Linked DNA regions of Homo sapiens: all the other regions are linked to region 2. Evidence: chromatin loops called from intact Hi-C (ENCODE). Cell type or tissue: heart left ventricle. All regions are shown on one strand. Region 1 overlaps CMIP (c-Maf inducing protein). Region 2 holds the start of MIR6504 (microRNA 6504). Region 3 overlaps CMIP (c-Maf inducing protein).

Evidence for each region. Peaks named below come from ENCODE experiments on the same cell type or tissue, not always from the same donor. Only the 100,000 strongest peaks of a DNase experiment are listed, where the experiment ranks them.
Region 1: it touches region 2 in a loop (2.9-fold over the local background); 9 of 110 quality-filtered maps call a loop at or near these places.
Region 3: it touches region 2 in a loop (9-fold over the local background); 6 of 110 quality-filtered maps call a loop at or near these places.

The regions. Positions count from the first base shown.
Region 1 is chr16:81,501,494-81,503,993 of GRCh38, forward strand. All of the region lies in intron 1 of CMIP (c-Maf inducing protein), which reads left to right. Among named protein-coding and RNA genes, the nearest start is that of MIR7854, 31 kb to the right of the region's middle. In heart left ventricle, no CTCF peak of the experiment used is centred here; no DNase peak of the experiment used is centred here; H3K27ac peaks cover 1,485 bases.
Region 2 is chr16:81,608,955-81,611,454 of GRCh38, forward strand. The region is part of intron 2 of CMIP (c-Maf inducing protein); the gene reads left to right. MIR6504 (microRNA 6504) reads left to right here and starts at 2,394; the gene lies at 2,394-2,454. In heart left ventricle, no CTCF peak of the experiment used is centred here; a DNase peak (open chromatin) is centred at 1,327; H3K27ac peaks cover 1,392 bases.
Region 3 is chr16:81,494,074-81,496,573 of GRCh38, forward strand. The region is part of intron 1 of CMIP (c-Maf inducing protein); the gene reads left to right. Among named protein-coding and RNA genes, the nearest start is that of MIR7854, 39 kb to the right of the region's middle. RefSeq lists an enhancer at 1-104. In heart left ventricle, no CTCF peak of the experiment used is centred here; a DNase peak (open chromatin) is centred at 1,348; H3K27ac peaks cover 2,103 bases.

The DNA.
Region 1 (2,500 bases), 110 kb before region 2:
CCTAAATTCTTGAATGGGGAGAGAAAATGCGGTAGCTGGGGGTGGAGTGGGGTCGGGGGCAGGATCTCAGGATGGGTGTGGCATGGGCATTGATGCTTAGGTTTGACTCTGGTTCTTTTTTTTTTTTTTTTTTTCTGAGACGGTGTCTCGCTCTGTCGCCCAGGCTGGAGTGCAGTGTCGTGATCTCAGCTCACTGCAACTTCTGCTTCCCAGGTTCTCGCAATTCTCCTGCCTCAGCCTCCCGAGTAGCTGGAATTACAGGTGCATGCCACCATACCCAGCTAATTTTTGTATTTTTAGTAGAGTCGGGATTTCACCCTGTTGGCCAAGCTGGTCTCGAACTCCTGACCTCAAGTGATCCGCCCACCTCGGCCTCCCAAAGTGCTGGGGTTACAGGCGTGAGCCATTCTGCTACTAACCGGCAAGTGACTTAAGTCCTTGTGCCTTCCTTGCCTGATTTATGAAATGGCAACAATCCTGGGGATGATGGGAGGACTTTTTTATTCAGTCAACACATGAGTGGTGCCTACTATATGCTAGGCCCTATTCTAAGTGTTGCAACTATTAAATAGAGTAGTCTGCAGAGCAGCCCTAAGGGGCAGCTACTGCCTAGCTCCGATGAGGAAACTGAGGCCCAGAGAGGTTAAGTAACGTACCCAGCTGCTAGGAGGCAGGGCTGGGCTTCAGACCATGGAGTCTGGACCCGGGACCTGGGCTGACAGTTGCAGCATAACAAGGATTAGGTGAGATGCTACATCAGTGAGGTGACCACTTGTCCTGTTTTGCCTGGACAGTCCCAGTTTACACTTGTAGTCCTAGTAAAGTGATCAGTGACGCTTCATTTCATTCATAGATTACATGGTCAACTTATGTATTGAGTATTCAGGACAATCCTGGGGACATGGTGGCACTGCCTCCATGTGAGCAATGGAGGGGGAGGTGACATGGCCACAGAGCACCCAGCCTGGCTCGCCTGGGGGTGCCTGGGTTACCCGCAGAACGGAGATGTCCTCGTTCATTAACTCATTCGCTCAGCGATCCATGGGCCTGTCACGTGCGCCAGGCATTTGGGCGTCATGCTGATGGCTGGGCGAGGATGGGGAGGACTCAGACAAAAGAAGACAGCCAGCAGGCTCTGGGAAATGAAGTCACATCCAAGACCTGCCCTTGTGAGAAATGTCAAGTGTTACCGTTATCATCATATTCCCATTGCTTTGTTTGGCAAATTATGACAATATGGCTGTTAACTAAGCAGATTCTGATTACCTATTGTTTGAATGCAAAAAACAAAACAAAAAAAGAAGCAAGAAAAAGCCTTCTGGCTATGTGACCAGTATTTAGAAATTTCCATTCCTGAACAGGCCTCAGGGCAGAGCCAGTCCCCAGGCTGTGCGGAGCCACTGCTGTCCCTGCAATGCCGGGTAATCACTTTGTCTTTGCTGCTGCATCCATCACGCCCTGTCTCTCTGTCCTTAGATATGTTTGCGTGATGTCGTGGGATGTGGCTTTCCCAGGCAGTCTGTTAAGCAGCCAGAGATCTACTCTGGCCTCCTCGTTGATGTTTCATTAAAGAGCTGCCCTAGTTCAGCACAACCTAAATATTACAGCTAAAGAACACAGGCCCCGGAGTACGGTGACCAGTTTGTTCTGATTTGCCCAATACTGTCCCAATTATACTGAAAGTCTTGAATTCCAGGAGATCCCTCAGTCCCAGGGAAACCGGGATACATGGTTACCCTGCTCTGGAGTGAACACAGCCCTGGGTCATCATCTGTGGCTCTGCTGTGTGACAGCCGGGTGCTTGATGGTGAAGAGTTTCCCCCTGGTATGAGCAGTCAGTGTTATCCCTGGTCTCAGTGGATCACTGGGTCGCCTGCCTAGTCCCAGATACCTCTGATCCCTTTATTTTAATTTTTATTTTTTGAGGCAGGGTCTCTGTGCACCCAGGCTGGAGTGCAGTGGCAACAATTATGGCTTACTGCAGCCTTGACCCCCCAGGCTCAAGCCATCCTCCCACCTCAGCCTCCCGAGTAGGTGGGACCATAGATACATGCCACTGCACCTGGCTAATTTTTAAATTTTTTTGTACAGACAGGTCTCTCTGTGTTGCTGAGGTTGTTCTTGAACTCTTGAGCTCAAGCGATCCTCCTGCCCTGGCCTCCCAAGGTGCTGGGATTATAGGCCTGAGCCACCGCGCCTGGCCTTCTGCCCCATTGAGGTGCCAGTCTGGTCACCTTATCTCACTGTGGATGTCTAGAAGTGAATTCTGAATCTCAACCCACTGCCTTGTTCTGAGGTTGCCTGAACCCCATGGCACCCCTCCAGATCCCTGAGCGGATCACCAGGCCTGTCAGTGACAGACGTCATCACCTGGGAACAGGGCAGGATGTGGCTGAGTAGCTGACATGTAATGAGGGCGTGTTCACACCTGGCCCTGTGCTCCATGGACTTTATATTTAAATCCTCACATGCCAACTGTCATTTTATAAATGGAGAGGTG
Region 2 (2,500 bases):
ACAGCATTGGGCTGAGAGTCACCCAGTCTGGGCTCCAAGGAATGCTGAGCTCAGTAGCGGAGCGTAACAACTTAGCATTGTTAGAAATGTCCTGTTTCTTACTGTCATCTCTCAGAGGACTCTGGAAACCACGCCTGCCCCAGTCTGCTTTCTTCTTAGTGAATCTCTCACACTCTGCCCTCTACGCTTTTCTTTTAACCCTGTCCCCACACCCCCACACTGTCCCTCCCCCCCTCCCCACCACAGCCAGCAAAGCCTTCCTCTTCTTTCTTTCTCTCCTCTCATCTTTATGATAGAGGTCAGTGTCACCCTCCTGCCAGACACTTCTGCCAGCTCCTCTGCCTCTTCACTCGCTCCTTCTTGCCCATCCGATGGCTGCAGCACAGAGTCCATGAAGGGGGTGGTCAGTGCCAGCCCCCCTCGGCGGGGGAGATGGGGCGGGCAATCACAGGGTTCAGTGGCCAACGGAGAGGTAGGGTAGCCAGAGATTGTCCTACCCCAATGACTTTGCTGTAGTCACAGAGCTTTGAGGCAGCCTCTCCCCTGTGCTCGGGGAGGCCCCATGCGTGAAGAGCCCCTCAGCCCCTGGGGAGACAGAGCCATAAACAAATGATTACGGAAATAATGGCTAAATTAGAGGCAACCGTGGAGGACTGGGAGCCCAGAGAAGGAGGAACTTATTTGGCCTGGGGGGCCAAAGCAGGCTCCCCAGACAGGGGGCATTTGAACTGGGTGTAGAGGGATGAGTAGAAGTGTGCCAGAATGGTGGGGTGGGGGCACACTCCCCGGGCAGAGGGGATGTGTGTGCAAAGCCTGAATATGGGGGACCTGGGTACTTGCTGCAGCTGGAGGAGATGGAGAGATGGAGTTTGGGGCTGTGGATATGTCTAGATCTGTTGGGCGATGGCCAGATCACCCAGGCCTTGCCAGCCAAGTGAAGAAGCCTCAGACCCTCTTCCAAAGGCAATAGGCAGCCACTGAAAGCTCTGAAGGGGTAGAGGGACACTAGAGGAATCAGTGTGGTGGCAGGGCAGAGGGGCCTAGATCTGTGCATGACAGAGAGGCAGGAGGGAGCCCCTTGAAACATTCCAGTTGGAGGAGAGGAGGCCCTGAGCCTCCACTTTCCTGCTCCACCAGCAAAGGGGCCTCATTCCTTCTGGGGCTGGAGGGGCAGCCCTGGCCTCCAAAGGAGGCCAGAGCATCACTCGCCACAGGGATGGAGGGGCAGTGAGGCTGAAAAGCAGAGAAGCAGTGCCTGGAATGTCCCTTTAACCCGGCTGTGGCCGCGGGCCCAGCTGTGATGACTCGCCTGGCCGCCGTGTCTGGCAGGGCTTCAGGACAGAGCTGCCGCCGTGGTGCTGAGGAGCCGAGCGGGCGGGGAGCCTCTAGCTGCTCCAGCATCCCACTTGCTCACTGCCCCCTGATCCCGTGGACAGCGCAGTCAGAGGCAGGAGCAGGAGAGGAGGAAGCAGAGGAAAAGGAGGAGGAGGAGGCGGCTTGCAACTCCTCAGATCCAGAGCCGGACTCCGAGCTAATGAGGGAGCAGCAGACACGGCCTCCCAACCCTTCCCCCAAGGGGAACCCAGGTGGGTGCAGCCCCTGCCCCTGGCGGCTGTGGTTCTCTCCCTGGCTGCCATTTCCGTCAGGGGAGGTAGACCTGGATCGGCTTCTCCCTTGCTTCCCTCTCATCCTCACCCCCACACTCTGCCCACCGTGATGCATGGGTGGTATGTAGCTGGCTCATTCTATAAACAGGGCTAGCGAGTCTGTGTGGTTCTAGGGAGGCTGGGGCGGGGTGCACTTGGCCCCTGGTGTGGTACTCAGGGCTTTCTTCAGTCCTGGTTGTATTCACGTGCCTTTTGTGACGGGTGGCAGGACCCTCTGCTTTGAGAGGCTGTACTTTGTCTTGATTCACATACAACATACTGTATTAGATCCCAGAGCCGTGGTGTCACAGAGAACAACCCCTTTGGCCCTGGGGACAGATCTTCCCTGCTCCAGGGTGGGAGAGGGGACCAAGAAACAGCCAGGTGCCCATCTGAACGGCATTACCTTAGTGCTCCTAGTCAGCAGATGAGTGAAAGTGCCTTAAATGGTGCCGCCCGGCACAGCCACCAGCAGCCACGCATGGCAGCCCACAGATGGATTTAATTTACTCATCAAATTAATAACACAGTTCCTCAGTCCCGTTAGCTACACCTCCAGTGGCCAGGGGCCACACATGGCCAAAGGCTGCTGTGTTGGACAGCGCACATAAAGAACATTTCCATTGACACACGAAGTTCTGTGGAGCAGTGCTGACCTCGAGGCCTTTTCATTTTGACCTCATACTGCAGGCACCTGAGCCCCTCCTGGGGCGAATCACGTCAGATCACAGGGGGCTCTTCGATCTTGCAGTCTGGCTGTGCTGTAATGCAGTCTGCACCCTGCTGCATTACAGCACAGCCATTCTCTCTACAGACAAGGGGAATGGCGGGGCCCAAAGAGGGCTAGTGCCCCT
Region 3 (2,500 bases), 110 kb before region 2:
CAAAGGTAACACCCCTGTCCACCTGGATGAAGAATGTTCCAGAAGCTTCCCTCCAGGCACGGTCCTTGCCTGCTGAGCAGTCACCGGGGGAATCGGGGGCAGTTACCGGGGCCTCAGACTGTGGGAGCTGCCTCTTCCTGGGTCTCCAGCCGTGATTTCAGACTCGTCTTTCATCCTTCCCCTCTCGGTTGCCAGCCCAGTGCTGGAGGGACGCAGGGCAGAGCCCAGCCAGCTGCAGGTGTTTCCAGGCATGTGCTGGGAATGGAGCAGATGCGGGGCTGAAGCTTTCCCCAGAACTGGCCTTTATTGACGCAGAGGGTGGGAAAGAAGGCACGTGGCTGTGCTGGGAGAGGGTGGGTCTCCCTATAGCCTGGACCTGGGAAGGGCCTTCTCTAGAGCTCTCCAGGGACGGCCAGACAGCTCCCCTTCCACCTTGGGGTGTAAGCGGAACAGGACACACTCCCCTCAGGAAGCACGGTATCAAAGAGGGTCAGGAGGAGCCCCAGCCGGCTCCCGTTCTGAGGAGGCACCTGTGGGCATGGGGGACCCCCGGGGCCGCCCCCCGATGCCTCCGCTGATGCTTAAGGTCACACAGCAGGACATGGTAGCTGGGTTCAAACTCAGGTCAGGCCAACTGCAAAGCCTGTGCTCTTTCGACTCCTGGATGGACACTGCCCAGGTGCCCCTGGGTAACTGATACCCTTGTCCCCAAACAACTCTGAATCTCTTTTCATCATGAATATTATTAATAACAATAAATACTAATAACTGCCATTTATCAAGAGCCCCTACTTGCCAGGTGCTTTCTCATTCAGCCTGCCAAGGAAGCCCGTGAGTTGGGCACCAGTATCGCACTTTACAGATGAAGTCATTGAGGTACAGAGCAGCTATGTAACTAGCCATGGATCATAGAGCTAGTGTCGGAGATGGCACCCACACACAATTCTGATGACAAAACCTTACACTTGGGGACTGTAAGGCTTTGGGCACATTAGGTGACCTCTCTGAGCTTCAGTTTTGTCTTCTGTAAAATGGACCTCATATGCTGTCCGTGGCATAGGTTTGCATATGTGAATTAATGACTGTGGAGTACCTGGCACTCAGTGTTAGCTCTCACCATCATCATCATCATTACTGTAGCATAGGGTTTCTCAGTGAAACAGACACTGATGGTCAGAGTGGACCTCTCAGCCTGGGGGAAGCAGAGGATGAACCCTCTGGGGCGGGGCCCTGGGCAGGCTGGTTCAGTGATAAGCAGGAGCCAGGCGACCCACAGGCTTCTTGGATGGGCTGGGCGTGCATGGCATAACCGTTTGAGAACAACAAACCAAGCCGGCCGGGCTGCCGCTCTGTTTCCTGCGAGGAGGGAAGTTACAGATCTCCGCCCTGGCGTCCGGGGAAGGATGGGACAGGCTGCTGAGGTACAGTCCCATGTGGGGAACGACTCTGTCCAGCTTGATGTCTGTGCCTAAAACCTCGCCTGCTGCTGCTGGCCACAGGCCAGTGAAATTCACAGACCCACTTCTCAGAGGGTGGGCAGGTGTGTCTGCTAATCTGAGAGACCCCAGGCCCCTTCTCTTTTTATGTTTGTGGGAGGAATGGCTGAGACCCCAAAGCTGTGGGCTGCTGCTCTTTGGAGGACTTGAGACATTGTGAGAGCTGTCACCTCCTCCTGGAAGCCCCTGCCTGCTGTGGTCAGCCATGGCCACTCACTCTCCTGGGGCATCTGCTGGCCTCCCTTAGTGACTTGGCTGTTGGCTGTCATTTTCTTTCCACCTCATTCCCCCAACTAGACAGGAAGCTGTCAGTCCTCAGCCTCCTTATCTGTAAAATGCAGTTTGCGAGATAATCCCCAGCTCCCCCAGCTCCCCCAGCTCCGAGACTTGCAGGAGCAGAGAAAGAGGCCATGAAGCTGGCAGGGGCGCAAAGGAAGCAGGGCGTTGTTCCAGGGAAGGGAGAGCAAGTGAGCCAGGGACCGAGGGTGGGGCTTTGAAGATGCTGTGAATCCAGGGTAGCAAGTGTAGTGGTGCCTTTGTTTTTTCATCTGTAGAATGGGGATAATGGGACTGGTCTCCAAGGGTGGATATGAGTGCTGGGTGAGTTAACACACATCACATGTGTAAACAGGGCCTGGACCATAGTAGGTGCTATGGTTACTATTAAAATTGCTACATTTAGTTAATTAAAATAAATATTAAATCAATATTTGTCGTGCCTGTTGTGTGCTCAGAATACAGCAGTGAACAAAACAGACCCCCTTCATGGGGGCGATCCTACTTGGGGGCGATGGATGGGAAACAAGGAAGTAAGTGAAACCTATTTAGAATTTGTACGATGGAGGGGAGTTAATTGCTTCTCAACCCTGACAAGTGAAAAGAAAAGTGAGAAGGACTTTGAAGGACAAAGACCAATTAAAATTTCAGCCTTTCAGCAAGGATCAAATCAGATTTATGGTTGTTTCATCCAGTGATAAAACCCTTTGAATGGATGACGATGTCTC